Regions from separate parts of the Mus musculus genome. Here regions 1, 2, 3 and 4 are each linked to region 5. Evidence: chromatin loops called from intact Hi-C (ENCODE). Cell type or tissue: heart. All regions are shown on one strand. Each heading gives the region's core, and the rest is flanking DNA. Links, peaks and the distances in the headings are about the cores only. Region 1 holds the start of Eaf2 (ELL associated factor 2). Region 2 has its middle 7.9 kb from the start of Golgb1. Region 3 holds the start of Kpna1 (karyopherin (importin) alpha 1). Region 4 has its middle 3.5 kb from the start of Parp14. Region 5 holds the start of Fam162a (family with sequence similarity 162, member A).

Region 1 (6,207 bases), core at 445-5,444, 760 kb after region 5:
TATCCCATATATGAGACAAAACAATACTTAATCTCAAATAGCATTGGCTTGAGTGGTTTAAATTAGGTCCACCTGCTCTGCATAAATGTCAAATACTATATGATATAGTTTCCATTCCTTACGAGTTCTTGAGACTGAGGGGACACTGGAAATGAACCTGTTCAAATAAACCTAAAAGGATTCTGTGTAATATTATACTTAATTGGATAGGGTGGGGCGGGGGGGGGGGGAGACAGTATTTTTTTAAGTCTTCTGCAGGACTAAGGGTGGAGTCTAAGCTTGTTTACTGTGCTTGTGATTATGCTTTGTCTTTTGGCATATGCTTGTTTATTGTCATTCTTGTGGCTCGATTATCCGACTCTAATTTGGAAAATATGTTTTCAACATCTTAAGAACTTTTGTAAAGCCGGGATGTAGCTCAGCGATAGAGCACTTGACTAGTATGCACAAAGCCCTGGGTTTGAGTTCTAACGCTGTAATTAATCCTGTAAAGAACCCATAAATAAAAGTCTTAGGAACACCTGCAAGGCACTTTTCAAAAGCTGTATTTCATTCATTTAATTTTGGATTTGCATCTGTAGGAAGAGAATGCATATCTAAGCTGTAAAATATATATACATCGAGGGACTGGAGAGATGTTTCAGAAGTTAAGAGCACCACTGGCTGTTCTTACAGAGAACTTGGGTCCTTCTCAGCACCAGCATCAGGTCACTGATAGCCACGGTTAACTCCACTTACAAGGGACTTGAGGCTCTCTTGCGGTCTCTGAGGGCACTGCATAATATGATGTGCATATATAGACTCAGGCCCACACATACACATAAAAAAAATAAACATATCTATCACTAAATAACTTTTTTGTAACTTTAAACTTTGTACTGAAAAACAAAAGATCACTGCATGCCTGAGAAGAAGGAAGAGGAAAAGGACATAGTACTTGGGAAAGGGGCATTGAGAGGTCAGTTAAGAACAGTACCTTGCTTTTGGAAAGGGGAGAGACAGAGAGACAGAGAGAGAGAGGGGGAGGGAGGGGAGGGAGGGAGGGAGGGAGGGAGGGAGGGAGAGAAGGAGAGAGGGAGAGAGAGAGAGAGGGAGAGAGAGAGGGAGGGAGAGAGGGAGAGAGACTATGGCTGCACAACACTCACTGATTCATTGTGGGGAACTCTGGATGGTAACCCAGAGCAAAATAAACAAGGAGCACTACTGAAGTTCTGTTGGTAAACTTCTCCCATTTATTCCACCAAAACATGATATTTTTGCTTAATGCAGCCTTTTTATAAAGCTTAAATATAATCAATGGAAGGTTAAACCCATTGGTTCTTCCTACATTTACTCTGAGTTATTATAGATGAATTGTCTACAACTTAAACTTTGAAGACTGAGTTTTAAATGAGTGTTTTTCAGAATATAAACCTTGTAAGGAAAAGGACAGAATGGTGGAGAATGTAGGACAAGCAGACAGTAAAGAAGAGCTGGGCTGCAAAAGAGATGTGAAAAAAAATCTACAATTTCACACACACACACACACACACACACACAGAGGTCACAACTCAGTGACCTTTCCCTTATGCGCTAGAATTCTGTGGCCTATTATGCAAAAAAGAAGTTTTACATACAAAATTAAGTTATATTTTTCGTGCTGGCATCTCATTTAATTACTAAAACGAAAAGGCTCATTATAACCTCTTTTTCAACAATATTAGAGATAACCTATTAAAATAGATCCCAGAGAACAAAACACCAAAGGGTAGAAATCATTAGGAGGTAGATTTTTAAAGTAAAGAAACTAGATAAAAAAATCTTTCAATTTTTGATAATCAGTAATTACTTAGTTGACCATGAAATCTGAGATGGAAAGAGATACAAACGATTGAGACAGCTGACAATCTCTTCCCAAGAACAAACTAAATGGGAACCCTCATCAGCCAGAATGGGGAAGAAATGTCCTTGTGGCCTCTCCACATCACTTTTGCCCTGCATTCGGTCCTTTGTTCCATCTGTCTGTCACCTTTTCAAACTCTGCACCATCCACTTGTCACGCTAGTCTCCACAGCCACCCGTGCAGATCGTCCCACAAAACTTCCTCTCAGGTCTGTCAGTCTCACTTAAACCCTTCCAGGGTTCTCCTACACTGTGGGACGCCAGGTGCCTGCACAGAGGCTGGCAACTGGGTAGTGGATCACTGTGCCATCTGGTCTCCCGGGGAGCAAAGAGCGGCGGGGACAGAATTACAGAATCCGGAGGAGTCTGTCTCCATACCACCCTCCCATCCCAGAAGGAACCCGGGGTACAGTCTGCACTCACAGCGCACGGTGTGGAAGGCACAGCGCGGCTGCTTCTCGAAACTTTCGCCTAGCTTGAGAACCCGCTCGCGACGGTCCAGGTATGCAAGTCCCGCTGGTCCACTCATCCTCGTCCCCTGCCTCCCGCTTTTGGCCTTCGCCGTCCCCTGCCACAGCCTCTGGAACAGCTGCACTGGCTGCGAGCTTGAGTTCGGTGCCCGGGACCAGCTCCTTTCACCTCCAGACGCGTGCGGCCGCCCCTTGGAGCGCCCCGAGTCTTGATTGGCTGTCTGGAGACACCTGCCCCGCCCCTCGCCCCAGGGCCCCGCCCCGCCCCTGGCCACCATCCCCGCCCCTAGCCCCCTTCCCGCGTCGCGACGCACACAGCTCGGCGGAGACCGCCTCGCTGAGGTACGCTGTGCGGGTCGGGCCCTGAGGTGGACGGACGCGGGGAAAGAGATGAGGTAACAGACCCGAGATGGCGGCTGGGATGGAGGAAAGGCCCTAGGGGGGCGGGGAAGCTAGGACGCCAGACACCCAGGGCAGAACTGCCTGGCGGGGCCTGGTAACGGGAGCGTGGGCCTCCTCCGCGCCGGGCCCGCAGGTTTGGTGTGGAAACGGACGCCTGACGAGAGGTGGCGGCCGGGCCCAGGCCTGGGGCCTCCTGAGGCCTAGCTGCTCTGAGGCGGGTCTGGAACCCCAGCCGCGCCCCCTCAGGTGATGTGACCAGACTGGAAACCTCTGGAAGCCGCGCAGTTACCTTTAAGGGCCGTTCATTTATTTATTTTTTCTTCTTTCTTTCTTTCTTATTTATTTATTTATTTATTTATTATTTTTTAATTAGCCCTTTAAAAACACAGGCTTTTCCCGCCGGGGTTAGGACCTGAGGAGGGGGCGTTTCCGGAGGCGACGGAGAAGCCTAGGGTTAGGGGTAACTGACTGCTGTACGTTTGTTTCTGGCATTTGTTTCTGTAGTGATTCCTGGAAGCACTGAAGAGCGCGGCCTTGGGACTCTTGATTTCTCAGAGATCAGTCTAGCAGTAGGGTAAGAGCGTCAATTGATTGATAATTGCCTTCACACACACACACACACACACCCCACCTCACAGAAGTGTTATGAAGTAGGAGAAAGCGTGCTTTGTATTGGAGGATTATTCAGAGAAAGTCTACAGTGAGCCCCCTCAGGTGATTCTTCAGGTTAATTGTGGCATCAGACTATGCTTTCAGCACTTCTACCTTAAATAGGTTTGTCAATTTATTTTTTTCAGATGGATGAGGGATTATTTTTTGCCTTCTACCCTTTAAAGATACAAGGAGAGATTGTTCAATGTATTTATGCACGAAGGTTCTGAAGCCAGAATCTCTGGGCTTGTACGTCAGCTTCATACTCTCAATGTGATTTTTGTGCAAGCAAATCAAACAAATGTGTTTATCATTAGAATTGGGGAAATAATAATAGCTATGTAAAAAATAATGCCATTCCTTAGAATTGTTGAGGTGGTTAAATGAGTTAATACATGCTCTCTAAATAATTATTTTGGGTTCAGCAATACTTTCATATTTTTAGACTTAATCATTGCTGAATGCCTTATAAATTTTGAAGTCTAGGGACAAGGGATGGCTATTATGTTCATAGATGAAAACACTGGTTTAGAGAAACCCAGGTGGTTGATTTTGTGGCCATCTAATGTCAAGAGGGATTTGTTCAGTGGCACAAGTGAGTGGATGTATACTTTCACATTGATTTTATTACCATATTGTATAAAGTAATTTGCAATCAGAATGGCCACCAGTGAAGGGAATGTTTAAGCATATTTTGATGAATTCTTACAAAGAACAGGATAATGTAGACACCGGAAAGAGTAAGACAACATGCATTCTCTTGGAAAGTTTTACATCTTCTACATGCTAGGAATGTTATTGGGCTTTCTTTAAAATAGTTTCAGTGGATTTGTCTATTAATGATTTATATTTTACTCAAGAAGAGGGTCTCACTATAGTTCTGGTTGTCTTGAAACTCACTATATAGAGGTCCGTCTTGAACTCACAGAGATCCACCTGCCTCTGTTTCCCAAGTGCTGAGATTTAAAGGCATGTGCCACTATGTCCAGCTAAGTTTTATTTTTCTTAACTGCACATTTAAGATGATTATGGTAACTATTTCATAACCCCATTGAAAGGATAAAATAATGCATTAAAACCCATTTAGCACAGTTCTTCATAATAAATATGTTTATTAATTAAAATATGTTTTATATTAATGATACTATTGAGCTTCAAATACTTATATAGAAAAGTTATAAAGAAAAGTTTTAGTAAAAAACTATAGAAAACTACCTAGAAAACTATATAGACTTATATAGAAAAGCTTTAGTAAAAAAAAATTGAGGTGTGGATTTTTGAATTTTAGAATTGATAGACTATAAGTAATTTTAAATTTTGTTATAATTTCATAACATTTCTTAGGTCTAGTATGTGGGGTTTTCCAAACCATCTCCAGGTTCAGTGATTAGGTGGACGGGCTCACAGGATTCAACACATACATTGTCTTATTTGTAGCTGTACTTTATAGTGAAGATATGTAAAGCAAAGTCAGTAAAGTGAAAAGATCATATAGGATACAATCCGCAGAAAACCAAGCACAGTCTTCCAAGACCCACTTCTAGTAGAATTACAGAGTATACATAATTTCTTAAGGAAAACAGTTGTGACCATACCTGTGAAGTATTTTCTATTAGAGATGCCTATCAGACACTCAGTGACCAGAATTTTTACTGGTTTGTATTGAAAGATTGGTTCTTTATGCCAATACTAAGAGGTAATGGAACCATCAAGATATCATTGGGCTCACCACCCTCAAAAGAATTGATAAAGTTTTTGTAAGAGTTTAGATAGTCCTTAAGAGAAGACTGTTAATAAAAAGGCCTGCCCCCCTCCTTAGTCTCTCTCAAGTCTTTTGTGCTATATATCTTCTATTCATGCTATCATACCATCTGTAATATGGGAAAGCCAAGACAATTTTCACCAGAAGCCAGTGCCCTGACATAAGGCCCTTGAACTTCCAGAACTGTGAGCTAAATAAACCTCTTGGTAAAATGCCTCAGGTATCTATTATGTATTGAAAATCAGACAAAGAAAATACCAGAATTCTCAGAATCTAAAAGGAAAACATGTTTATTTACCACAACCATTATATTTATAATAGATTTGGCACAGTGATCTAAGCTTATAAGAGAACAATAAAAATCCTTCTGAAATCCACATTCTAGATACTAGCCAACAGCCAGTCTTGTAAAATGACCTTTGAAGAAAAGGCTGTAGTTAAGCCTGCCATATCAACTCGTTGTACAGTCTGTTTCTCCTGTATGAAGTCTATATTAGAATTGTTGCACAGAGAGAGTAAATGTGAAGCTGGTACAATTTCTGATTCTTAATACATTTGAGTTTTTAAAAATTATTATGTTTAAGCATAGGTGGTAGAAAAAAATGAAGCCAGCCGGTACAGACCCAAGGATCTTGTCTTTAGCTGCTGAAGTTGCAAAAAGTCCTGAACAAAATGTTCCTGTTATATTATTGAAGTTAAAAGGTAAGAAAATACTTTTATAGTTAGGAAAGACATTAGGTAAATACTAGTTCTGTCATGACACAATGTTAGTATTTTAATTTGTTTGGAGAAACCTTAACACTGTGGAATAAAATTCTCTTTTTTGCTATATTTTTAATGATCACAACATATAAATACAAGTATCTCTTGGATGAATTGAGCAAAAATAAGTATATATTATTTTCTTTTTCCTTAGAAATAATAAACAACACCCCTTTGGGAAGCTCAGAGTTAAAGAAAGTTAAACAAGATATATATTGTTATGACCTCATTCAGTATTGTCTATTGGTCCTCAGTCAAGATTCTTCTCGAATCCAGGGT
Region 2 (6,207 bases), core at 661-5,660, 810 kb after region 5:
GAGTTTGTAATAAAGAGACCCTAATGTGATTACATTAGAAACGGCTCCTTGGTGGTCTTTTGGGGTTCACAAATGCTTCTTGGCACAACATTGGAAGTCTTGGGATGTCTATATTTGGTGTAGGGGAAGATGAAGGAAGGCCTTGAGAGGGAACTGGGTAACAGAAAATCAGAAGAGTGAGACCATTTCTTTTGTTACATGGTTTTATTCTTTGACAGTTCACACATGTATGCATTTTGATCATGAACACTCTTATTTTCCTCAGTCCCTCTAGAAAACTCTCCCAGCACTCCACCCCCACTTTTATGTCACTAAAAGAAAAATAAATACATTGAGTTTAATTAGGGTTGCTTTCATGTATATAGGTGAGGGATTGATTATATATCCTGGGAAATTTACCGATGGTGACATCATTAAAAAAGAATGACTCCCCTCCTCTCTTCCCTTCCTCCCTCCTCACCGCCCCCCCCCCGCCCCCGTAAATCGCTTTTCTGTCTCTTGTTGGAGCTTCTTTCTCACTGACTCCTCACAGAGCCCGAGCCCTTAAATCTGTTTGCTTATCCCAGCTGAAGAGCCAATTCCTTAGGGGAACGTTTCAACTCTTAAATACTGTCTCTTACCCTCACATCCTGAGTGATGTCCTGTGACGTCAGGTTGAAATCGGAGTTCCGTTACTAAATCGCTTTCTCCCCCATCGGAAGGACCAAGTTTCAGGCTCTACTCCGGGTTGGTTCTCACAAAATCGCAAATACTAGCAGCTGGCGCCCCTAGTCCAAAGTCTCCTCAGAAGCCGAGGCCATAGTCCTTAGTGGGAACAGCGCGAGATGAGAAATTAGGGTAAACCGGAACTTCCAACCCATACAGCAAACACCTGATCTTTGCCGAAAGCCCACCCCTTTCGGTGTTTTCAGGCCTCCTTGGATCTTCTTCCGGGTCACATCCCACCATGTGATTCCACCCGGCACGTCCTTCTTAGAATCCATTGGCTCCGTCTTTGAGGAAGTGGAAGGCTTTAGGGCATTGGTTGGTTTCTGTCAGTGTAACGCAGTTAGTTACAAACAAGGCGTGCCTGGTTCCCATAGCAACGCCCTGAGCACCGCTCCGATAGGTCGACGCCTTGATTCAGCCTTCCGTCTCACGGCGAGTGGCTGACTCCCAGGGGCGCGTCGACGGTGGCGCCGTGCTTGGGTTACCGAGCTGACGTGGCTTCGATTGGGCGGGGGGCGTCCGGAGTTGGCTGGGACGGCCGCCTGCAGGTGAGTGGGAGCCGCAGGCTCCGCGGGGAGCTCCGCAACGGCTCTGCTGCGAGCCCCGGGCCAAGGGGCTCGGGACACGGCTCAGCCGGCCGCCCCGCCCCTCACCTCCGGGCTCCGCCGCCTTCACCCGCCCGCCCTAGGTGGTCGCCCAGTGCCCGCCGCCGTACTCGGCCCGGGGACACAGACACCCAGTCAGTCTGCCGGCAGGGTCGTTCCTCCCCGGGGAGCCCCGGAGGCGGGCGAGCTGGTCAGCCCTACGTGCACGGACGGCCCTGTGTCCGAGCGGCCTGGGCAAGCCAGCCTGGGCACCGAGCCGGGGACGCTAGAGGCAACCTGCCCCAGCCCTGTGCTCGCCCCAGCCCTGAACAAACTTAGTGTTCCGCTGTCGCCGTTACCGCAGTCGAGGCCCACGAATGATCCTGCTGTTGGGTTAGGAAGATGACGGAGAGATGATCCAGAAGGAAGGGAATGTTGAAGGGAGTTCTGGAGGAAAAAAAAAAACCCTTGGTGTGGCCTTGTGGCATGGGTTTGTTGTTGCGCAGCAGGAATGAGAACAGGAGGACGAGCCTCAGGGCGATTGAAGGAAATATTTGCCTGGTTTATTTAAAGCCCCGCAGTTGGTCTGTGAGGAGAGGACAGTTTTGGGAGTGGAACAGATATTTAAAATCATGGATAAACACGTTGACTTTTAGAGATAGTTGGAAGCTCTCCATTAAAGGAATGGATTTCCAGATTTGAGCAAGATGGACTGTGCAAGAGTTTATAACAAAGTGTGGAGGCCTTTCTAGAAACATGAGTAAATAGGGTTTGGATGATCGGAATGACCGTAAAGGGTCAGATTCAGGAAATGTTCTGTTAGAAAAATGAGACGACTTGGAGTAGACACGGGAGAAAAAAAAATGAGGACAACTAAAAAATTTTAGAGGTTAAAAGTATAGCCAAATGGTAGGTCTCTTACTTCCAGAAGGCCCTGGCCTGAAGCATTGGTGTTGGTTACACGGCCTTTACTTCCTTGATCCTGGTAGGACTGTTTGATGCTTCCGTCCTCACTGTGCTTTAACATTTGTTTAACTACAGAAGTAGTTTCTGAACATTCTTAATTGCATATGCTACAGGTAAAATATCTTGAATGTATTCCTAAGTATATTGATTAAGTAAATTTTATGTTAATTTGGATAGTGTAACAATATCTCTGAAAATACACCACAGATTATAAAATATACAAAAATACTAGAGAATTAAATGAAAAATTAAAAAAAAAATCTGTCTACAACGGTCACGACGGAATTTGAAGATCACATAAAATGTGCCTCTTGGTTTCTCACGATGATGGTCAACATTTCTGAGGATTTCCACGATTTGGGGGGGGGTGGGAATGGGGTTCCCATTCTACTGGAATATAGTCCTTTCTAAAAGTAATCATCTTTAGAAGATTTTCCCTTTAACTCTCTTGTTCCCAGCACCTCAGCCCATTTGGATTAAAGAGATGTTGAGACTATGCTTATTTATAAAATATATCATTAACTTCTCTTGGTTACCTACTAGCAATAAATTATTTGTGACACATTGATGCGCATTACATACTGCCTGTTAGTAACAACCCAGACTGGACTACACTCAGAGCCTTATGCATGTGAGGCAAGCACTCTGATACCAAGCTACATCCCCAACCCTTAATGAAGACTACTTTATGAAGTAATGAAGAGAATGAGAAATCCTCTTTCTTATTTTAGGTACTTTAGGGTTGCTTTTTTTGTTGTTTTTGTTTGTGTTTGTGTTTTCAATAGTTCCAGATAGCCCTGGCTGCCCTGGAACTGGCTCTATAGACCGGGCTGGCCTCAAACAGATACCCATGCCTCTGCTTCCCAGGTGCTGGATTAGAGACAAGCGTTGCCTCTGCCTGGCTCAGTTATATGTGCTCTTGATCAATGGAAATCCAGAACCAAAGGGTATAATGCAAAGCACAATTCTGTCTACTTGCCTCTCTCCATTCCCCACTCCAGAAATTCTGGAAATCATTTGTCCCTAAGACACATTCCAAAGGCCAGTAGTACATACTCCCCCGCCCCCGCAAGTCATAATACATCCTTTTGCCACTTAATATTATACAGCAGCTCTGAGATGAACGTCTGAATCATGAAGGGCTCAATATAAAGTATTATGAGTATTCATATGCTAACAGTAGAAAGTTCTGAGTTCATTTCTCAGCAACTACCTTAGCTCACAGCCACCCGTAATGGGTTCTGATGCCCCCTTCTGGCGTGTACCTGTACATGCCTAGAGAACATTTTATGCACATAAAGTAAATAAATAAATAAAATAAAAAAGAAAGTTCATTGCCATGAAACTTCATGCACAAATTATTAAAAATACTATGTAAAATTGCTGTCAGTCTCTTTGTGTAAAATATATATGGAGTTTAAATGATTTTTTGTGTCTCAACTTAGTTCCTGTTCCCAACATGACTCTTTCATATGTGTATAAATACTCCAAAATCCAACGTGTTTCAAAATCTGAAACCAAAAATTTTGACATAGCACATTCAATCTATATTGAGCATTTTCAGTGAACATGAGAATAAAACACTACCCTACTCTTTCAGGCAGCTATACAGCCTTACCTTGTAGAAATTAAAAAAGGAAATACAGTTAGCAGTCCTCCCCTGATGGGCATTTAGGTTGTTTGTGATCATGAACAGTCAAACACTGCTGTGAGGACATCTTTGTTTCCAAGTGTGCTTATGTCTGTGTGAGCCTGTATGTGGAAAAATAAGTTACCTGAGGGTATACTAATTGTTATGAATCGTTATTTTAGCTTACATACCTAGAAAAATAAGGTCACCCACATCACTATTAATGTGGTACCCCCCCACCCCCCCCCCCACACACATCCCTGTTTTCATCCTGGATGAAGAGTGGGTTGAGGAAGTTACTCAAAAAAAAGGGGGTGGCTTTTGTGTGTCACCACCAGCCAAGAAACTTGTAGAATTGTGTCACTGGACAAATTCCCTGCATATTAGTTTACTCATCTTAAAATTAGAGCTATTGATTGTATCTACTTCTTAGTGTCCTTGGATAAAATTAAACAATGAGGATAAATAAGTTCTATGTAAAGGCCTGGAGCATTGTTTGGTAGGCAGTGGTATGTATATATGCTGTAGGTACCATTTATTTCTAAGTTAGTAAAAATCAGGTTTTTTGTATTATGAAATGTTATTTCTGCTTGTAAAGGTCTATCCTAATCTTGATACGGATTTTCTAGCTGTTGTAGCAATACTGACCTATTAACTCTTCAGGCTGGTGGTAGATCACTTTGAAAATTAAGACGTTAAAACCACAGAGAGCCAATCAAAAATGCATGAGATGAACATGAATGCCTCAGTGACTTGTGGGCATGTGATTTAGATTTCAGAGAAAGGAATGGGAGTGGGTACACAGAGGCACCCATTTGTGCTGTTTGACTCTTTTGCTTCTATTCCTGTGCAAGTTATACTATGGTCTCTGTGGCTAGGGATGTGCCATCTATTTCTTGTATAATTCCTAGTGAAACACTACCTACCAGATACATATCTTTAAATTAGTAATTGTCAATAAACAGTGAAGGCTTTGAGAAAAACTTCTTTAAAATTTTTTTTGCTCGCATTTTATTGTAAATTTTATTTTAATTTGTATGGATGTTTTGCTTGTATGTATGTCTGTGCACTAAGTATGTGTATAGTACCCCTGGAACTGGAGTTACAGATGGTAGTAAGCCACTGTGTGGGCGCTAGGAACCAAATGCATGTTTTCTGAAAGAGCAACCAGTGCTCTTAAGCGCTGAGCCATCTCTCCAGCGCTAGGCATTTTATTTGACTTTGCAGTACTTCTTCAGGGAAGTGTCAGATCATACGGCAGGGAGGGTGTGTCGAGCATGAACTTGGAGAGTGCCCTTCTATTTGCCTGTTTTATAGAAGCTTGGCCTTCACTTGGAGCTCTGTTTGAGTTTCCTGTTTAGTTGTTCTTTGTGATGCTGGCACTTTGTGAAGTGACAGCAATCACATTTTCCTTGTGGGAATTTACCACAGTGTCTTCCTGTTTGCTGATCTTACAAGCATATTTGCCACTTGCGTTTTTCCACAAGCCGTGTATATATAGACAGAACCTTCTTGCTCCATTTAGCATTTATGCCCTTGGATTCCTAGCCTTTGTGCTATACAAAGCTCTCAGCTGTGTGAAAGATGCCTTTCATTCCTTAGTTTTGGTTACAGAAGACACGCTTGGCTCATGGACTCACATTAGTGTCTCTAACTGGTCCTTGTTCATCCTGAGATGAGGGAACGGGCATAACAAGGGAAAATGACTTGGGAGCATGATGTGGGGGAGCTGCTAGCAGAAAGCTGTCACCCAGCTCCAGGATGGTGCTTTTCTGCCCTGCCATCCCTTCACACCCACCTCTAGATTCTCTTCAGTCAGCCCATCTTATCTTTTAATGATAATGTGCAAGGTGTTTAAGGTATAGTGCTTCGGGTGAGTATGTATATACATGCCTGCACCATAACACACTATATTTATTTCTTTAAAAAAGCTATGGCTTAAAAGCAGTTGAGGAATCCTGAGCCTGCGATTCTAGCATTTTTTCTCATTAATCCTAAAAGTAGTAATAGTGCAAGCTACTCTGAGAAGTAAGTGCATGCGGGGTGGGCAGGCACCGAGGGGTGGGCAGGCATGCAGTACAGTGGAGGAGAGAAATCTGAGCTGAACGTGATGGAAAGCAGCCAGCTAACTAAGGCTTTATAGGTCAGGGTGTGTAACAAAGCCTGGCTTTAAGTCTGAAAACGCCCTTATGAATATGCTAATTCCTCTAAATTGATTACTACCTACTGTATGCCTAAATCCCAACATCATATACCATACGGACTATATAGCTATCAATAAAACTTCCTAATGGATGGCTTTAAACATAATTGTTTAAC
Region 3 (6,207 bases), core at 566-5,565, 88 kb before region 5:
TTAATGAAGAGGTACTGAGGTAGTGCAAGACACAGAAGAGAGCCCCACACTTGTCCTTGCTTTCCCAAGCAGTCAGTGACTGAGGATTGCAAATCCAATGATCAAGGTTTTGTCTGCCTCATGGGGCTGAGGAGGCCTTGCCAAAGAGAAGAGACCTAGACTTTTGGTTAGGACGCTCACGACTGTATCTACTTGGGAGTAAGGGTGGATTAGGGAATAACCAACCTCCACAAGGTTGAATGAGTCTTACCTCCTGAGCAGAATATAATGATCAGATATCAGCTCAGCTATGGTCAGGCAGTCATTGAAGGAAGCCAGGACAGGAACTCCAGCGGGTTGATACAGAGGCCATGGAGGGATGCTGCTTACTGGCTTGCTCCTCCTGGCTTAGTACACTTCTTTCTTATAGAATCCAGAACCACCAGCCCAGTGATGGTACCATCCACAATGGGCTGAGCCCTTCCCTAGCAATCACTAATTAAGAAAATTCCTTAAAACTGTATCTCCTGGAAGCATTTTCTCAATTGAGGTCCCCTCTTTCCAGAGGATTCTAGCTTGGGTCAAATTGGCAACACTAACCCCTAAGTCTCTCTGATAGAACACTTTCTCCCAAGCTGCTTTGCTCAAATTCAGCTTCCATGTAAACAAGCACACTCTTAGTGGAGAAGATGATACTGACGCAGAAGGAAGAAAGTGAGAAGAAAGGGAGAGAAGGACTGAGGGATCGAGAAAGTTGTTCTAGTTTGCTTTCGGTTGCTATGATAAAACTAACCAAAACAACTTGGGGGCAGGCATTTCAGCTTACAGTGCATCTTTGAGGGAAGCCAGGACTGGAATTCAAGGCAGGAACCTGGAGGCAGTAATTGAAGCAGATCATGGAGGAATTTGGTCCCTGGCTTACTCTCAGCTTGTTATCCTATACAGCCCAGAGGTGGCACCGCCCACAGTGAGTCTCACATTTATCGTGAGTCAGGAAAACACCCCACCGACGAGCCTTCAGGCCAATCTGGTGGGAGCAGTTAGCCCATGTGGTCCTTTTTCTCCTCCTGTCTTACATTTATAGATGTATTGATTCGAAGAGTAAAAAAGTAAAATAATGACTGCCCTGAGAACTGGCGCTGCGGGATGAACCGAACGCTGGGTTAAGGCGCCCGATGCCGACGCTCATCAGACCCCAGAAAAGGTGCTGTTCCTCTCGTACTGAGCAGGATTATCATGGCAACAACACATCATCAGTAGGGTAAAACTAACCTGTCTCACGACGGTCTAAACCCAGCTCACGTTCCCTATTAGTGGGTGAACAATCCAACGCTTGGTGAATTCTGCTTCACAATGATAGGAAGAGCCGGTTAGACAAGCGCAGAAGGGAAAGAGAAGATAGACAGAGCTGGTTTGAAAATTGGTTTAATAAGTCTCCTTGGTTTACCACCCTTGTTTCTACCCTTGCCGGTCCCCTAATCATCCTTTTGCTTTTGCTCACTTTTGGACCTTGCATTCTTAATAAGTTAGTGGCTTTTGTAAAAGACAGGGTTAGTGTTGTACAGGTAATGGTGCTCCGACAACAGTACCTGACTTTGCCGAAAGAAGAAGAGGGGTCGCTCTAAGATTAGAGCTACTCACAAGAAGAAGTGGGGAAATGAAGAGTAAAAAAATAAAATAATGACTGCCCTGAGAACATGGGCCCCCGCCCCCGGCCAGATGGCCTAATTCCCTGGAACTCTTGGGAAAAACAACCACAAAATGTTTCAATGTCCCAGGTGCCTTGAAGTAAATATCCGCCCCTAGACTTCCCCTGTTTCCTCTCCCATCCTCCCCCTAGGTTCTGGTTTTTACCTTTATAAACCTGCTGGAAAATAGGGTTGGGGTCAGACTCCTCTACCCCTGCGTGGTGTATGGGTCTCGACCTCAGCATGCTGGTTTGTGTGCCATTAAAAACCTCGTGTGTTTGCAGCAAGCGTGACTGTGGCTTTCTGGGCTCGCGATCCCTGAGACTTGAGTGAGGGTCTCCCTTCGGGGGTTCTACAGATTCATGTCCGGTGCTCCTCAGTATTCCTTTTAAACTGACTTGTTAAACCGTGTCCTGTGGTTGTGATTTTCCTGTGACCTCTACTTGCTGTCTTAAAGTGTTCCTTTGAAGCCACCGCTCTACTCCCCAGAAAGAAAAAAAAATTCTATCATGTAACGGTTAAGTCATTTCCCTAAATATTTTGTTTTAGCGTGCCTTCTCATAGCAACGCAAATATTTTCGCTGGAAATTGCCGTTTTTGAGATAGGGGTCTTTCTACGTAGTAATGCTGGTCTAGAATTCGCCATTCTCCTGCCTCAGACTTCCTAGAGCTGAAAATACAGGCGTGCGTTACCGTCATGCTAGGCTCAAAAAGCGATTTAATGTTATATGATACTAATAAATTACCGGGTAAGATGGGTGAGAACTGAAGAGAATACCCAGAAAGTTCCTGCAAACGGGTTGCATGTGAATTCTTTGAACGTGAGACACTGACGTATTTTGTAATACTCCCTCAGCCTCCAACCATGCCATCATTCATCCAATAAGCATGCTCGGCTGTGAGGTACCTACCATGTGAGAGGGAAGCTATATTGATGTGAGGGGGAATCCGTCCATTCTGGAAGAGCTTAGTAAGGACAAGTTTGTTTCCATAACTTCTATATGTCTGCGCTTTTACTGACTGCCAACCTGGTCCGCAGAGACCCACGCCCTGGCCGCCGCCTTTTCCCTGGCCGCCGCTAGCCTAGGGCGTCCACGCTCGGAGACTCCGCTTCCCGGCAGCCCCTGCGGCAGGCGGCGGAGAAGCGCACGCAGGCGCGCCGGCCGGCCCCCGCACGCAGGCGCAGTGCGCACGCCGGCTGAGCTGGGTCTCGCGGCTCTGTGAGCGGCAGCGGAGAGCGAGGCCTGGTGAGCGCCGCCGTGGTGCGCGCCGGCTGGTCAAGGTTGTGCGCAGAAGAGGCGCAGCGGGCGGGCCAAGAGCGAGCGTCTCCCTCTTCGTAGTGGCACCGGGACCGGTCGCCTGGAGCCGGTGAGTGGGGGCACCTCGCGGCCCCTCCCCCTCGGCGGGCGGCTCTGGGTCCCCCTCCGCGGACCCGAGGGAGGCCCCGGGGCGAAGGCGGACGCGGGCGGAAGCCGGAGCTGGCTCGGGCGCGCCGGGGACCGGACCCTCGCGTCGCTCCGGTGCGTCACGGGCCCGGCGGTCCTAACGGCCGCGCGGCGGCGGAGCGGGGTGGGGGTGGGGAACGCTGGTGCTCGCCGTGAGGAACGCCGGTCGGGGCGGGGCGGCGCGGCGCGGCGCGGCGGTGGAAGCGGCGTCGGGGACTGCGGGGCGCCGGGCGGCGGCGCGGAGTCTGCGCGCCGCGCTAGCTTGAGGGCGGGGGCGGGCGGCGCGGAGTGCGGTGGCTGAGGCCGAGGCGTGCGGGGCCGATCGGGGAGTTGGCAGGTTACCACCGGGGCCGGTGTTTGGAGGGAGGTGGGGGTGGAGACGGGAGGCTTGCAGTTTACAGATGTCATAACTACGCGGGCCTGGAGCTGCTGACGGGGGTGTGGTAATTATAGCAATGACAAGTTGGTCGGCTGTGTGAGCCGGCGATGCGAGGGAAACCGCCAAGCCTTAGCTGAGGCTCGCATTGGGAGCAGAAAACTGGAGGGTGACTGGGATCAGGGACATCGGCAAGAAAGAATGTGTGGGTTGAATGCAGCTGCTTCCAAACCACTTTTCAATGAAAAGTTTCACATGAATTGATTTTAAGGCTTAAACTTCGGCTTGGTAAATTACTATAGGAATCAGCCACCGAGAAATGCTTTTGAGATATTAAACACTATTGTCTGGCCTTTTCCCTCTTAAAAGAGTTCCGTCAAACACCTCCTTCCTCCTCCTCCTCCTCCTCCTCTTTTTTTTGTGTTTTTGTTTTTGTTTTTTTTCGAGACAGGGTTTCTCTGTGTAGCCCTGGCTGTCCTGGAACTCACTCTGTAGACCAGGCTGTCCTGGAACTCACTCTGTAGACCAGGCTGTCTTGGAACTCAGAAATTCACCTGCCTCTGCCTCCCAAGTGCTGGGATTAAAGGCGTGCGCCACCACTGCCCAGCCTGTTTTTTTTTGAGGTTGGGTTTTGTTTGGTAGGCTGGCTTTGAGCTTCTTATCCTGCCCTGGCCTTCGGGGTGGCAGGATTTCAGAGTCACACAGAAACTACACAGTCAGTTCAAAATTTCCATCAGTCTAGATATCAAAGTAGGTACTAACTAGTCCCAACCTTCTTGCCTGTAGGTTGCCTTTTCTTTGTTTTTGAGACAAGTCTCACTATTTAGTCATGGCTGGCCTAGCATTACATTGGTTGTCTTGAACTCAAAACACTCCTGCCTCAGCCTCTCAAGTGTTTGGGGTTACAGCATGCCTGCACGTGCGGGTGTTAGTATAAATTTGTATTCATGATGTGTACAACATTTACTTATTTATATACTTACTTTTAGATAGGGTCTCATTACATAGCTCTGGAATTCTTACATAGACCAGGCTGCCACTGAACTCAGAGATCCACCTGCCTCTGCTCTTGGAATTCTGAAATTAAAGACGTGTGTTGTCACACCTGACCTCCTTTCTCCATTTTAAAGGCTGAAAGGTCTAAATTTTGAAAGGAACTTGAGAATGGTTTAGCTTTTTAGTTTTGCTGAAATAACTTATTCTTGGCGGATTATCGTTTATGTGATATACAATTTTAAGATGGAGGCCTGAGAAGAAGTAAAGAAATAAAAGCAAATTTACAGCAACTTTGAAGCAGATATTAGCTTTTCCTAGCATAAATGAAAGCACGGAAGAACACAGTATTAGTTTTAAAAATAGCTTGTTTTGGGCTGGTGAGATGGGTCAGTGGGTAAGAGCACTGACTGCTCTTCCAAAGGCCTTGAGTTCAAATCTCAGCAACCACATGGTGGTTCACAACCACCTGTAATGAGGTCTGACACCGGTGCCTTTCTGGTGCGTCTGAAGTCAGCTACAGTGTACTTATGTATAGTAACAAATATTTTTAAAAAAAAGAATAGCTTGTTTCTTATAAATATTTTATTTCCTTTTTAAGTGTGTGAATGTTTGTAAGTGCATCATGATGGTGCCTGGTGCTTGCAGAGGCCATATGAGGGTGTTAGAGTCTCTAAAAGTGGAGTTGAAGATGGTTTGAGTTTGGGTACCAGGAACCAAACCTGTCTTCTGCAAGAACAGCAAGTGCTCTTAACAGCTGAACCATCTTTCTAGTCCAGAAACCTCTAGAAGAAGACTTTGTTCTAGGGAAAAAAATATTTGCTGATAAAAATGCATTGTAAAGCCCGGTGTGGTGGCGCACGCCTTTAGTCCCGGTACTTGGGAGGCAGAGGCAGGCGGATTTCTGAGTTCGAGGCCATCCTGGTCTGCAAAGTGAGTTCCAGGACAACCAGGGTTATACAGAGAAACCCTGTCTCAAAATGCATTGTAAGAGATAGTAGCTAGTTCCTATAATCCTAGCACAGACAGAGGCCAGAAGATCCTGAGTTTTGAAGCTAGCCTAGAACTTTACCCTGTCACAAAACAAGAAAGCAAAACCTGCAGGAGTATAGCATGCCAGAGGCCTGTAGTTAACCCTCCCAAAAGGTCTACAAAATCAGACCTAGAAAACCTATGGTCAAGTAAAGAGAATAAAGATATTACCTACACTTGGATTATACTTTTTTTTTTTTTTTTTTTGTTAGGGTCTCTTTATGTAGACTTGGCCGTCTTGGAACTCAAGTTTTGGCATTAAAGGTGTGTCCTCCTCTGCCAGGCAATTATGCTGTTTTTATTTTTGTGGTGCCAGGGATCCATTTCTTGGTCTTATACATACTAGGTTAGTTCTTTGTTGCAGGATTATTTCTCCAGTCCTTGCATTATATGCTTTTTGGATGTTGTCATGAAATGTTACACATCTTTAACTAGACATGACACATACCAAAGGGAACCACAAAAAACCAAAAACAAAATAAAAAACTTTGTTTCTAGTGGTAGGCTCTTTTTGTGTGTATGTGGGGTATATACATGAGGGTTGCAAGCATATGACTGTCTAGGTTCCTGTGCTCATGTCTGTGAATGTGGAAGTTGGAGAAGGACTTTGGGCATCTTCCTGTATTAATCTTTCCTGCTTGCTTTGAGAAAGGGCCTCTTGAATCTGAAGCTTGTGGCTTGTCAGCTAAGCTGG
Region 4 (6,207 bases), core at 442-5,441, 200 kb before region 5:
GGGGGACCACCCGAGGGCATCTGACCTGACTTTCCTGCTTCAGAATTCTGTTTTCTCATCTGTGCATACTTTGTGTTTACAAACTCCCAGTATTGAGGAACGCGTGCTGGCGTCCATGCTTTCTGGGTGTTCAACGGAGGGACACAGGTATGGGGACACAGGAGACGGTCGACAACTCTAGGGAGAAATACACAGGTGTTGGAGCAGAAGAGCATGGGCTCCCAGCCCAATTATGGAAAGATCAGGTAGCACTTCTGGGCAAGGGACGTGCTACCCGAGAGCCTAAGAACTACTAAGAAATGACCTTAGATGGTGGGTCTCTGGGGCTTTGTGGTTCACTTACACAAAATAACTTAGGCTGCTGCATGGTGGCTGAGTTCGACAGGAGTGAGAGAAAGCCAGGCTGACCTGGGTGCTCAGGAGAGGGCTCTGGTCCCGCTACTGGTCTAGGGCTCTTGGGGCTCCGACACCCGCCTCCCCCATTCCCCCTCCTAGGAAGAACGTGATGGCCTCTAAGCTGCCTTTGGAGACAAGATTGGCCGAAAGATATGAACAGTTCATCCAGGAGTGGTCCAAGCAACAGGAGTGAGGTGCGCCTACTGTGACCGGGATAAGAAGAGACTGGGAATCTGTATATCCTTAACGCGTGATGAGCGAATATTTGGGATACGCATTAAAGCAGGCTTTGCCGGTCCAGGGCTAGAGTATGGTGACCCCCTCGGGGCCCCTGGTAACACTATCTGATGGAGAACAGGGACGATGGGGAGTCTGAAGAGGACCGAGGTCTGAAAAAAAGGAAGGAAGCCGAGGCAGCACTCAGAGCTTCCCCCCTCCCCCCCCCCTTTTTTTTTTTTTTTTCTAGACAGGGTTTCTCTGTATAGCCCTGGCTGTCCTGGAACTCACTTTGTAGACCAGGCTGGCCTCGAACTGCCTCTGCCTCCCAGTGGTGCTGGGATTAAAGGCATGTGCCACCACCGCCTGGCAATTTTTTTTTTCCCAGATCTTTCCAAAACTTTGAATGGACAGGAAGACCCAGGAGTCAAGCAGCCGGGTGAGGGATGGGGGTTTGGGCTCAGAAAGTTGATATTTTGTTTCTTGGAGTTAAATATTTTTGAAAACAGAAAAGTTCTCGATATGGGCAAATGTTGGTACAAAGAGGGATGTGGGAGATATTGGTGGTGTCAGCCAGGACATCCCAGGCGCCAGCAGCTAGGCATTGTAAATGAAAGCCGTGAACCGGGGCTGGAGGTGGGAGTATCTAGGCAATTTTAACGGTTTTTTACAGATAGGTCCCATTTCTCTGTAGATGGTAATCAGACCGATCGCACAACCCAGTGTGAGACTTGAGAAAATCTTGGTAACGCTGAAAGGCTTCTGAAGGCACAATAACCAAAAATTAAATCAAAATCAACTACATAGCATTCCGTTGCTTACCGGTGCTATCTCCTGGCACCACTGAAGCCTGTGTTCTGAGCACACATGTGCACTTTTGCACATATAAAATCTTCACACCAGACAATACCAGTAAACACTCTCTGAAACACTCAGCTCAGATGAGAGACTATGATATGGATCACAGTTTTTAATGTATACAATGTTTCTGTTCTTAAAAAAAAAAAAACTTAATGTCTTAGTAATAGAAAGCAGACTTTTAATATGTTCCTGCTGTCATTTGTCAACATGACAAGTTAGTCTATCTTTGGATCGTACCATGTTAGAATGCTTGATTTTAAAAATTGCTACTTCAGGGCTGGTGAGAAGGCTCAGTGGGTAAGAGCACCCAACTGCTCTTCCGAAGGTCCGGAGTTCAAATCCCAGCAACCACGTGGTGGCTCACAACCATCTGTAACAAGATCTGACTCCCTCTTCTGGAGTGTCTGAAGACAGCTACAGTGTACTTACATATAATAAATAAATAAATCTTTAAAAAAAATTGCTACTTCAGAGGCTGGAGAGCTGGCTCAGCAGTTAAGAGAACAGGCTACTCTTCCAGAGGACCCAGGTTCGACTCCCAGCTCCTGCATAGTAACTCCAACCACCTGTAACTCCAGTTCCAGGAAATCCAGTAAAACTTACAGCTTCTGCGGACACTTCACACATATGATGCACAGACATACATGCAGGCAAAATACCCATACACTTAAATAAAAAAAGTATAATTAAATTTCTTTCAGTGAATTTTGGCTTGTGATTAAGACAGAATTTCTATTCCAAGTTCTGAAATGGTCCTAAACACACTTCTGTCATTTTATATTGTGTATTTAATTCAAAGTAGGGTTCTCATCATTGACAATTTTAAAATAAAAAAATATTCTGAAGAAAGTTGAAAGGGCTTCATGTCTTGCAGTAGCAAATATTTGAGCCATGATTTAGTTCTCTCTATAAAAAGAAACACATTTGTTACAATGTGCAAATTTGCTTCCATTTACAGTAAATGGTAAAAGCATATGTGAACTCAAGAATCATCTTAGAATGATTTTCTTTATGATTTAACACCACTAAGTGCTTAGTTTGCTTGTATACTTTGAAAACTGTGTCCCTGAGGTTGCATTAAATTTTGTCAGATGTGAGTGAAAGAAAGATATGAAATCTATCTCAAGGTCTGTCCAGTTCAAAGGTTCTTTGGAGAAAGACAGAACTTGAATATTGTTACTTAATACCAAAGAACTGAATCAGTACAAAGAAGATCAGAGATGCACGGAAGAGAATTTACTGGGCTTTTTAAAATTCCTGATCTTTAAATAATGCTGAACAGTATCCAGGTATCTTTCTCCAATTTCCAGCATTCTGCCTGCAGATGGCGCTCATCACCTGAGCCAAACAGTGTTGGACCCGGTCAGTGTAGAGGGCTTGGCTTAGGTAGGCTAGAGTGCTGACTTTTCTTGGAGTTCATCCCTGTGTCATCCAAACTACCAAGAAAATTGACAACTCCTGTTCCAGGTTGTAATCCACCATAGTGCAGGAGTCACAGAAACAAGATTTTGAGGGGGCATCAAGAGTTTGAGGTGGCTGTTACATTGTCCCCACAGTCAAGGAGGAGAGGGGGATGAATGCTTCTGATCATCTCACTTTCTCCAGGATTCCAGCCTAGGGAATGGTGCCGCCCACAGTGAGCAGGACTTCCCACCTCTGTTTACCTACATAAACCCCCACAGGCATGCCTTGAGGTCCATCTTCCAGGTGATTATTGAGATCAAGCACCACAGATGGGAAGGAAAGACAGTATCTTCAGAAAGGTACAACATGGGAGCTAGAGAGATGACTCAGTAGTTGGGAGTACTGGCTACTCTTCCAGAGGTCCTGGGTTCAATTCCCAACACCCACATGATGTTCACAACTGTGGTGTACAGGCATAATATTCAGGCAAACATTCATTCACATGAATTTTTTTTTAAAGAAAGTTACAACTTAATCATGCGTAGTTTGTGCAGAATAAAGAAAAAATAAAAACCTTTTCTGGATTTCTGCCAGATAATCACTGAATTAGATCCACATGGGAACCTCTCAAGACTCACAGTAAACACAGCACTGTCGCATTCATACATCTTACTATGCACAATATATACCAAAATGATACCATGAGGGACTTAGGCGGGAAAGTTTGTCTCTCTGTGTTTATTGTAAGTTTTACTGATAAAAATGATAAAACATAAAACACTGTATTCCACAAAAATCAATCTAAGAGTTGGGTTTTTGAAAATATTAACAAGACTGACAACCAAATTAGCCAAAAGAAAGAGACAGAAGACCCAAATTAATAAAATTTAGGGATAAAAAGGGAAGTGTTACAACAGACTCCAGTGAAACTCAAGATCCTTAGGAAATATTTGGAAAACTTCTACTCAGAAAAAAAAAAAGTTGAGAACCATAGAAGGAATGGACAAATTTCTCAATGCATATAACCTACCAAAATTAAACCCAGAAGATAGAAATAACTTAAACAGACTCACAACAATGATACTGAAGTAGTGATTCTAAGTCTGCTCACAGGGCTGGAGGGATGGCTCAGAGGTTCAGAGAGCACACTGCTTTTGCAGAGAAACTGAGTTCTCAGAACCCGTGTTGGATGGTTCTCACCCACCTGTAACTGCAGCTCCGGGGGATTAATCGCCCTCTTCTGGATGCCACAAATATACACACATGGTCAAAAAATAAAATAGATCTGTGTTTTAAAAGTCTCTTCACAAAGAAAGATCTGGGACTGGATGAATTTACTGCTAAATAACACTTTCCCCCCACTTTGTTTTATTTTAAAACAGTCTCTCCTGGTTCCCGTTTCCAACTGAGCCTGGAGATGATCCTGTGCCACAGCTCTCCATACCTGGGTCCCGCCTGGAGAGAGCTGGTCTCCCAAGAGTGCTGACACACACAGGCATAAAGGAGGGACACAGTCAGAGACAGCAAGACCAGCTAACACCAGAGATAACTAGATGGCAAGAGGTAAGGGCAAGGACATAAGCAACAGAAACTGAACTCATCATCAGAACCTAGTTCGCCCAACAGAGCAAGCCCTGGATACGCCAAGACACCAGAAAAGCAAGACTCTGACTTAAAAATCACATCTCATGATGATGGCAGAGGACATTAAGAAGGACATAAATAACTCCCTTAAAGAAATACAGGAGAACACAGGTAAACAGCTAGAAGTCCTTAAAGAGGAAACAAACAAACAAACAAACAAAAATCCCTTAAAGAATTGCAGGAGGGCTGGCGAGATGGCTCAGCAGGTAAGAGCACTGACTGCTCTTCCAAAGGTACTGAGTTCAATTCCCAGCAACCACATAGTGGCTCACAACTATCTGTAACGAGATTTGGTGCCCTCTTCTGGAGTGTCTGAAGACAGCTACAGTGTACTTACATATAATAAATAAATAATAAATCTTTAAAAAAAAAAAAGAATTGCAGGAGCCGGTAGTGGTGGTGCACACTGGTAGGATTTGCTGAAGGAGGCAGAGGCAGGAGGATCACGAGTTTGAGGCCAGCCTGGGCTACACATTTTAAAAAAGAAAAAAAATTGCAGGAAAACACCACCAAACAGGTGAAGGAATTGAACAAAACCATCCAGGATCTAAAAATAGAAATAGAAACAATAAAGGAATCACAAAGGGAGACAACCCTGGAGATAAAAATCCCAGGAAAGAGATCAGGAGTCATAGATGCAAATATCACCAACAGAATACAAGAGATAGAAGGGAGAAGGGTAGAAGATACCATAGAAAACATTGACACAACAGCCAAAGAAAATGCAAAGAGCAAAAAACTCCTAACCCAAAACATCCAGGAAATCCAGGACACAATGAGAAGACCAAACCTAAGGATAATAGGTATAGAAGAGAGCAAAGATTCCCAAATTAAAGGGCCAGTAAAAACCTTCAACAAATTATAGAGGAAAACTTCCCTAACCTAAAGAAAGAGACACCCATAAACATATAAGATACCTACAGAACTTCAAATAAATTGAACCAGAAAAGAAACTTCTCCCATCACATAATAGTCAAAACACCAAATGCACAAAACAAAGAAAGAATATTAAAAGCAGTAAGGGGCCAGGACAGCCAGGACTATACAGAGAAACCCTGTCTCGAAAAACCAAAAAACCAAAAATAAATAAATAAACCGGAAGAGAAAAGGGTCAAGTAACATTTAAAGACCTATCAAAATTACCCCAGAACCTAAGAGAACACAAATGCCAGCTTAGGCTACTATACCCAACAAAACTCTCAATTACCACAGATGGAAAAAACAAGATATTCCATGACAAAAACAAATTTACACAATATCTTTCTACAAATCCAGCCCTATAAAATATAATAGATGGAAAACTAAAACAATGAGGGAAACTACACCCTAGAAAAAGCATGAAAGTAATCTTCTTTCAACAAACTCAAAAAAAAATAGTCACATAAACATAATTCCACCTCTAACAACAAAAATAACAGGAAGCAACAATCCCTATTCTTTAATATCTCTTAGCATCAATGGACTCAGTTCCCCCAATAAAAAGACATAGATTAACAGACTGGATACATAAACAGGACCCAGCATTTTGCTACATACAGGAAATGCACCTCAGTGTCAAAGACAGACACTACCTCAAAGTAAAGGGCTGGAAAACAATTTTCCAAGCAAATGGTTCTAAGAAACATGCTGAAGTAGCCATTCTAATATTGAATAAAATCAACTAACAACCAAAAGTTATCAAAAAGG
Region 5 (6,207 bases), core at 356-5,355:
GACTCCTCTACCCTTACGTAAGGAGCCAGGTGTGGCTCCTTAGTGCTGTAAGGAACAGCGCGGTGAGGGGTGGAGACCTGAGGATCTCTGGGTTTGCTGGCTGCCAGCCTAGTTCCAGGCTCAGTGAGGGAATAAAGTAGGGTGATGGAGCAGGAAACCCATGTCCTTCTTGGGCCTTCACCCGGGCACAAAATGTGTACACAGACTCCACATACAACACACATCTAAATAAAGATACAATATCTTAAAAGTTGTATCTATTTTATTCAGCTTTCAGGAGAAAAGAGATGTGAAAACTTACCTTATATTTGCTTAATCCAAGATATTTCCTAGAGTCCTTCCATCGAAACAATATGTACTAACAGATACTTGTAAGAGCTGAGAACTTAGTAACTCTATGGCAAAGCTAATCTTGATGCTAATGGAAGTCATGGCAGGGTGGGTGAGAAGCTAGTTAGCCTCGGAGTCTTAACAGTTGTGCTTCTTAAGAGAACCGGCACTGCTGGGATATGGACGTTAAGCCTCGGTCCCTCTTCCTAGTACATGATCATAAACGTCAGAACATGATTTCAGAAGCTCACAAGACCTCTCACCTGTAGCAATTCTGTAACAACTTTGACCTGCATCTATCTACAACTACATTCATGCAACAAGCAACTAAAGCCCATAAACCCTCTAGGCTGTTTGCGAAGGGAGTCCACCCAGGAGTTCCAAAGGAAGCGGTTACGCACAGCTCCACTGCTTAAATTGAGGACCTTATTCTGAATAGTATTCTGAATAAGAAAACAATGCCTAGATTACATTTCTAATTGAGCTGCCACACACTTGGTCAATGTTATTTATCAAATCGCAGTTGGTTCTTGAAAGTCCATTTGTGTATGAAAGTGTATGTCCACCTCACAAACACATCTGCATTTCACCTTAAGGAGCCCCAGCTGCACCGGGGAGGGTATCTGTGAGACCAGCCTGGTCCACATAGTGAGGTCCATGGCAGCCGGAGCTACATAGTGAATGTCCCAAAAGAAAACAAAAAAGCTCCATCTGGCTATAAGATGGTTAACTTACACATGCGCATATTCCAGCAGCAGCATCAACAGCAGCAAGGAACTCGGATAACACAAACTCACTGCCCTCCTTTGGTGCTGACTTTTATCACCAGGTGGTGCTACACAAGTTATTTAGCCCTGTGATTTATGTTTATTTATAAAGACAGGAGGGAATAAGATTCAAGGGGGGCGCTGTAGAAATCAGATAATGTAAATCAGAAAGCGCTTTTATTAATAAAATAGGTAAAAGTAAAAGAAATCACTGGAAGGTGCTCACAACACACCAGACACTCACAGATCACCTGGCAGTCGTTGCCCATAACATCCTTGGTGTGCTATTAAAACATTCCCCATCGGAAGTAAAATTGTTGTTAAATTGTGCAAGGAAGTCTGTCTTGGTTAGAGGCCCAGCAGAGAAGTTCCAAAACATCAGAAATCTTCCAAGACACTTTAGCTTTCCATGACGTGTGCTACAGTCTAGAAAAGTAACTACTGCCAGTGTTTAAGTGACTTTCACATAACTCACAGGTTGCTGATTCTTTTGCTTGCTCTTTTGAAAACTTTGTAATACTTAATAAACATGCACATCGAGATTTTAGATGATTAGATCTTAACTGATACAAATCAAAACCAGTAAAAGAATGAGTGCTTTTTCTCTTTCTCCGTTTTCTTTCTAGAGCAGAGTGGGTGTGAGTTTTTAAGGGTGTAAGCAATGCTGACCCATTGAAAGGTCTTTCAGTCGGTAAAATCTAACCTCTTCACCGGCTACTCTTTACGCAACTATTCTCCATGTACTATTTTTTTTTTTTTGCATTGCTTCAATTACATTTACAATATACATTACTCCAATAACAAAACGTGGAGCTATTCTTTCTCTAAAAATTTAACAACTCTGTAGTAATTTGATGCCATGGAACAAAGGATAGATCATGAAAGTTCATAAAGATGATCAAAAGGTAAGCTACCCTCTAAAGACCCTCAAGATACAAGCTGCAAACTCTCTGATTTCTCAACTTGATAATTCAAGGCTCTCTAGATTTCCCCGAGGCGGGATACGTTCACGTTACCAGACTCCAAAACACTCAACCGCTCCAATGTTTACTGAGAAAACAGGCTATAGACCTTACGTTATTAGCATAACACTTTCCCCTAAGAGAGTCCCGGCACTTACCGCACTATTGTTTAAAAGTATGTACTACCACCCACAACTTAAGGCAACAATTACTCGTATTCTGTGAGATCTTTGAGTCCCTCACCTAAAGAGGGAGGGACAAGTAGGAAGGCACAAGTAGAATAACGGATAGGAGAAAGTCAGGGTGGAAAGCATTACTTCCGTGGATAACTCTTAATAGGAGCTCACAGGAGGATGGGGACCAGGTGGAGGCATCAAGGCACTAACTTAAGATGGGAGCTGCGTGAATGAGCGCCAGATACCAGGGTCTCGGCCAGCCCCCCGCGTCTGCTAAGGCGCTGCGGTCCTCACACGGTTGCAGTAAGCAGGACACCCCCACCGGCGATGCCCCCTCCTGCCGCCCGCAGACCCGCGTCTCACCAGCCGCCAGGCGCAGGCCGCCGAGGCTCCACATGGCCACCCGCTCCGCCGACGCACAGCACCCCACGGCGGCCGCGGCGCTGGCGCTCAATGTCACCAAGGGCCCGCGTGGGGAGGGCGCTGGCGGGGTGGGCGGGGCGTGCCGGCGTGACGCAGCGGGCGTGCGGGACGTGCGCGACGAGCGGAGGATGCGGCCAAACGCCCTGCCTGCCCGGGCATGATGAAGGCGGAGGAGGGAGGGCGATGTCTGCCAACTGCGAAGCGCTGAGTAGTGTTTTAGGACTGTGCAAGCGAGTCACACACGCGGAGGGACTCGGGACCAGGGCCCTATGGCGTCCGGGCTTCGGGAATGCCCGAAGGAAGCCTGCTTTCCACTTAGCTATGTTTTTAAAAACATCTAGTCATTCTCACCGCTTGCCCACCCTCACCTCCCCAAACGCCGTTAGTTTCTCGACGCTTCTTCGAGGGGCTCATCCCTCATTAGCAACCCGATGCTCTAGGCTTAGCGAGAGGAAAGGCAACCGCCCGGGCTCACGGTATTTGCTGTCAGGCAGCACCGCGGACACCTCTGCTCCACGGTGATTGGTCGGCTGCGGGGGTCCTCGTGTTCGTTCAATATGGCGGCGCCCAGTGGCAGTGTGAACTGTGAAGAGTTCGCCGAGTTCCAGGTGATGAGGTTTTCCACACGTGGCAAGCTTGTCCAGCCTTTTGTCCCCACGTCCCAGTCGGTGCTTTGGTCCGGGAAGGGAGGATAGACAAACTGTAGGAAAAGCAAGTTGCTCAGAGCTTTTTATAGGGGAGCCTTTGGAGGTCATGGGGGCTGGGGGTGGCCTTGGAAAGCGGAGGTGCTCAGCGTAGGAGGTGCCGGAGGCTCACCGGGTCATTCTGGAGCGGTCAGGCCGAGCTCTGAAGCTGTGGGTAGGGATAGTTAATAGTTCAGTAGTTCTCCGAACTTCATTCCCAGCTTCTACCAAAACTCCCCTACTTCTAAGTTGAGATTTTGTGGGAGAGAAAAAGTGAAAGAGACCTTGTGTACTTGATAAAGTATTTGGCATAGTGCCTTTTTATGTGTGTGGTGCGATACAATGAATATTTGGAAGCTTGGGGGAGGGTTAAGTCAAATACTTGGTCTGTGCTATCGCCTTCTTGATCCCGAGAGAAGGTGTAACACTTAAGTCAAATATGTGTCTTTTTTGGTACTAAAAATTTCAAAGGTTGAATAGTTAACCAAGAATTCAAGAATAACGATCCGGATGTTGATCAATTCACAATGATGGTTCTGCTATTAAATTAGAGTTGAAGCTAAACAAAAAAACAAAAAAACAAAAAAACATGACCTTTAAAAGTGTATTTTAAGTAGAGATAGTAAAATTTGTTAAACATGTCATTTCCCTATCTGTAGTAACCGTAATACTTTGAGTAGCTTGTAGGTAGTGGTATTCTTGAAGATAACCTCACCAAATTGATTTATTTGGTAAATAATTAGGCCAAAAGTATTTTTTTAACATTTATTTTTATGGGCATCGGTGTTTTGTGGGCATGTATTTCTGTGCACCACATCTGTGCATTAGCTGCAGAGGCCAAAAGAGGGCATTGTATCTCTTAGGACTGAAGTTACAAACTTTTGCAAGTTGCCATATGGGTGCTAGGAATTGAACCTGAGTCCTCTGCAAGAACAGACAGATACTCTTATCCACTGAACCATCATCTCTCCAGCCCCTTGGCCAAAAGACCTAATGAATCTGTGAGTTTAAAAAAAAAAAAAATCAAAAGATTTGTTTACCCAGAACCAGTCTTAGCATATGTTTTAATTTTGTAAATAGGCATTAATTTTTGTTCCCACTCCTTCACAGATAGAACCAGAACATACATGAAGGTACTGTAACAATGTAAAACATTACTATGGCATTTACATTTAGATGAATTTGGTAAAATTATGAAAAACATGGTTGACTGGAATTCTCACAAATTACTAAACAAAATTAATATTCTCAAGAGTTGTTAGATCACTTTGTATGTAGGTATCCTAACCAAGAAAACCAAACAAACCAACCAACCAACCAAACAAACAAACAAAAAAAAGGGTTTTTAAAGTCACTTGAAACAAATGAGTGCTTTTAAATATGCTGCATGCAAATTGAATGAAGTTCCGGACTTGTTTACTATTTGGAGGGTTATATTTTGCATATGATGCAGGGCACAGGTATTTACAAATGCTCCTCCTAGTTTCATGGACATATTCTTAAGGCAGACTTATGTCAACATCAAAATTGATCCTTTTATTTTCAAAAGTTTTCTCATGGGCTTTCCTATGCAATCCCTGTCACTTTCTGTCAAGTTCCAACTATTAGTAATTCTTAATGTTGTTTTCACACAACTATGTATTTTAAGCTTAAAAGGTTTTTAAAGAGTTTTGAACTTTTTGCATTCCCCTTCATTGTAGCATTCCCAGAAAACATCCTATTTCCAAAGCTAAATAGAATTTTTTAAAAAGTTTAAAATTGGATGCTTCAAATCTCATTTTAACATATAATCAACAATTTACTGGGTACATTTTTTATTTTTTGGTTTTTTGAGACAGGCTTTCTCTGTGTAGCCCTGGCTGTCCTGGAATACTCTCACTCTGTAGACCAGGCTGGCCTTGAACTCAGAAATTCTCCTGCCTCTGCCTCCCAAGTGCTGGGACTAAAGGCATATGCCACCACGCCCAGCTATTGGGTACATTTTTAGCCTGTTCATGCAGCCGTAACTAAATACTACAGTCCTAAGTGACTTAAACAGCAGAAATGTGGTTTCTTAAAGTCCTGGAAGCCAGAATTCCAAGATTAGGGTTGTGTTGGGGTTGGCTTCTGGTGAGGTCTTTTCCTGGCATGCAGGCTGTTTTCTCACTGTGTGTTCACACCTTTCCTCTGCAGTTGGAGCAATGTCACTCATATCTCTTCCTCTTCCAATGAGGACCCCAGTTGTGGCAGATTAGGGTTCCTGCCCTGCTGACCTCCATTTGTGTATCTGTTTGTGTATGTATGTATTTGACAAGATCTCACTATGTTGTGGAGGCTGGCCCCGGTAACCCTGGTTCAAGAAGTCCTGCCACTGCCTCTCAAGTAGCTGAAACTGTATTTTGGGTGCCTGGTTGTGACCTCCATTTAACTTTCATTCCCAAAAGCCTTGCCTACAAGGACTTGGGACTTTCCCATGCACTTCAGGGTGAACAGTTTGGTCACTACCAGTATCCTCCAGCTCCCAGGCTCTGGGAGATACTATGGTGGACAGGGTATGAGATGCGGAGCTTTAAGTGAGGATTTAAACATGAAGACGAACGACTCTGGAGCTAGTGTGGGAGAGCTCAAAAAGAAAGAAAATGAGGTCATAATTGAGTTGAGCCTTAGATAATACCAGTTGAATTCTAGGCAGAGTTAATTGCACACAGGCAAAATGTTTCCTGTACAGTCATGCATTGCTTAATAATGGGGATATATTCTGAGAAATGTCTTACAAGTGATTTTATGTTGTGCAAATATGAACAGTAATTAAACCTTATCTAGGTTTAAGCCAATCCCTGTCATGGCCTCATGATGCAATTGGGATGCAGTAAACAGGAGATCTATG

Evidence for each region. A loop is a pair of places that touch in the nucleus more often than their neighbours do. Peaks named below come from ENCODE experiments on the same cell type or tissue, not always from the same donor. Only the 100,000 strongest peaks of a DNase experiment are listed, where the experiment ranks them.
Region 1: a loop joins it to region 5, with 2.4 times the contacts of the local background. A loop is called at or near these places in 10 of 42 quality-filtered maps.
Region 2: a loop joins it to region 5, with 2.2 times the contacts of the local background. A loop is called at or near these places in 2 of 42 quality-filtered maps.
Region 3: a loop joins it to region 5, with 8 times the contacts of the local background. A loop is called at or near these places in 10 of 42 quality-filtered maps.
Region 4: a loop joins it to region 5, with 3 times the contacts of the local background. A loop is called at or near these places in 4 of 42 quality-filtered maps.

What each region holds. Positions count from the first base shown.
Region 1 is chr16:36,825,747-36,831,953 of GRCm38, forward strand. Eaf2 (ELL associated factor 2) reads right to left here and starts at 2,513. Exons shown (of 6, transcript NM_001113401.1): 1 at 2,305-2,513. The coding sequence starts at 2,410. It overlaps Iqcb1 (IQ calmodulin-binding motif containing 1), which reads left to right and starts at 2,654. Exons shown (of 15, transcript NM_177128.4): 1 at 2,654-2,746; 2 at 3,258-3,327; 3 at 5,756-5,868; 4 at 6,083-6,207. The coding sequence starts at 5,769. In heart, for the core only: no CTCF peak of the experiment used is centred there; a DNase peak (open chromatin) is centred at 2,565; H3K4me3 peaks cover 1,859 bases; H3K27ac peaks cover 1,229 bases; H3K27me3 peaks cover 255 bases.
Region 2 is chr16:36,874,008-36,880,214 of GRCm38, forward strand. It overlaps a transcript of Eaf2 not described here and a transcript of Golgb1 not described here. Among named protein-coding and RNA genes, the nearest start is that of Golgb1, 7.9 kb to the right of the region's middle. In heart, for the core only: CTCF peaks have their summits at 1,294 and 3,530 (motif pointing left); a DNase peak (open chromatin) is centred at 1,084; H3K4me3 peaks cover 1,724 bases; H3K27ac peaks cover 1,442 bases.
Region 3 is chr16:35,980,474-35,986,680 of GRCm38, forward strand. It overlaps Kpna1 (karyopherin (importin) alpha 1), which reads left to right and starts at 2,890. Exons shown (of 14, transcript NM_008465.5): 1 at 2,890-3,035. Gm15564 (a long non-coding RNA gene) reads right to left here and starts at 2,856. Exons shown (of 2, transcript XR_001781900.2): 1 at 2,579-2,856. In heart, for the core only: no CTCF peak of the experiment used is centred there; DNase peaks (open chromatin) are centred at 1,278, 2,838 and 3,518; H3K4me3 peaks cover 3,191 bases; H3K27ac peaks cover 2,022 bases.
Region 4 is chr16:35,871,811-35,878,017 of GRCm38, forward strand. No RefSeq gene overlaps it. Among named protein-coding and RNA genes, the nearest start is that of Parp14, 3.5 kb to the left of the region's middle. In heart, for the core only: CTCF peaks have their summits at 2,797 (motif pointing right) and 4,830 (motif pointing left); a DNase peak (open chromatin) is centred at 2,821; H3K4me3 peaks cover 154 bases; H3K27me3 peaks cover 850 bases.
Region 5 is chr16:36,068,872-36,075,078 of GRCm38, forward strand. It overlaps Fam162a (family with sequence similarity 162, member A), which reads right to left and starts at 2,690. Exons shown (of 5, transcript NM_027342.2): 1 at 2,599-2,690. The coding sequence starts at 2,632. Ccdc58 (coiled-coil domain containing 58) reads left to right here and starts at 2,789. Exons shown (of 5, transcript NM_198645.2): 1 at 2,789-3,266. The coding sequence starts at 3,216. In heart, for the core only: CTCF peaks have their summits at 1,146 (motif pointing right) and 2,648; DNase peaks (open chromatin) are centred at 2,760 and 3,180; H3K4me3 peaks cover 3,989 bases; H3K27ac peaks cover 3,180 bases.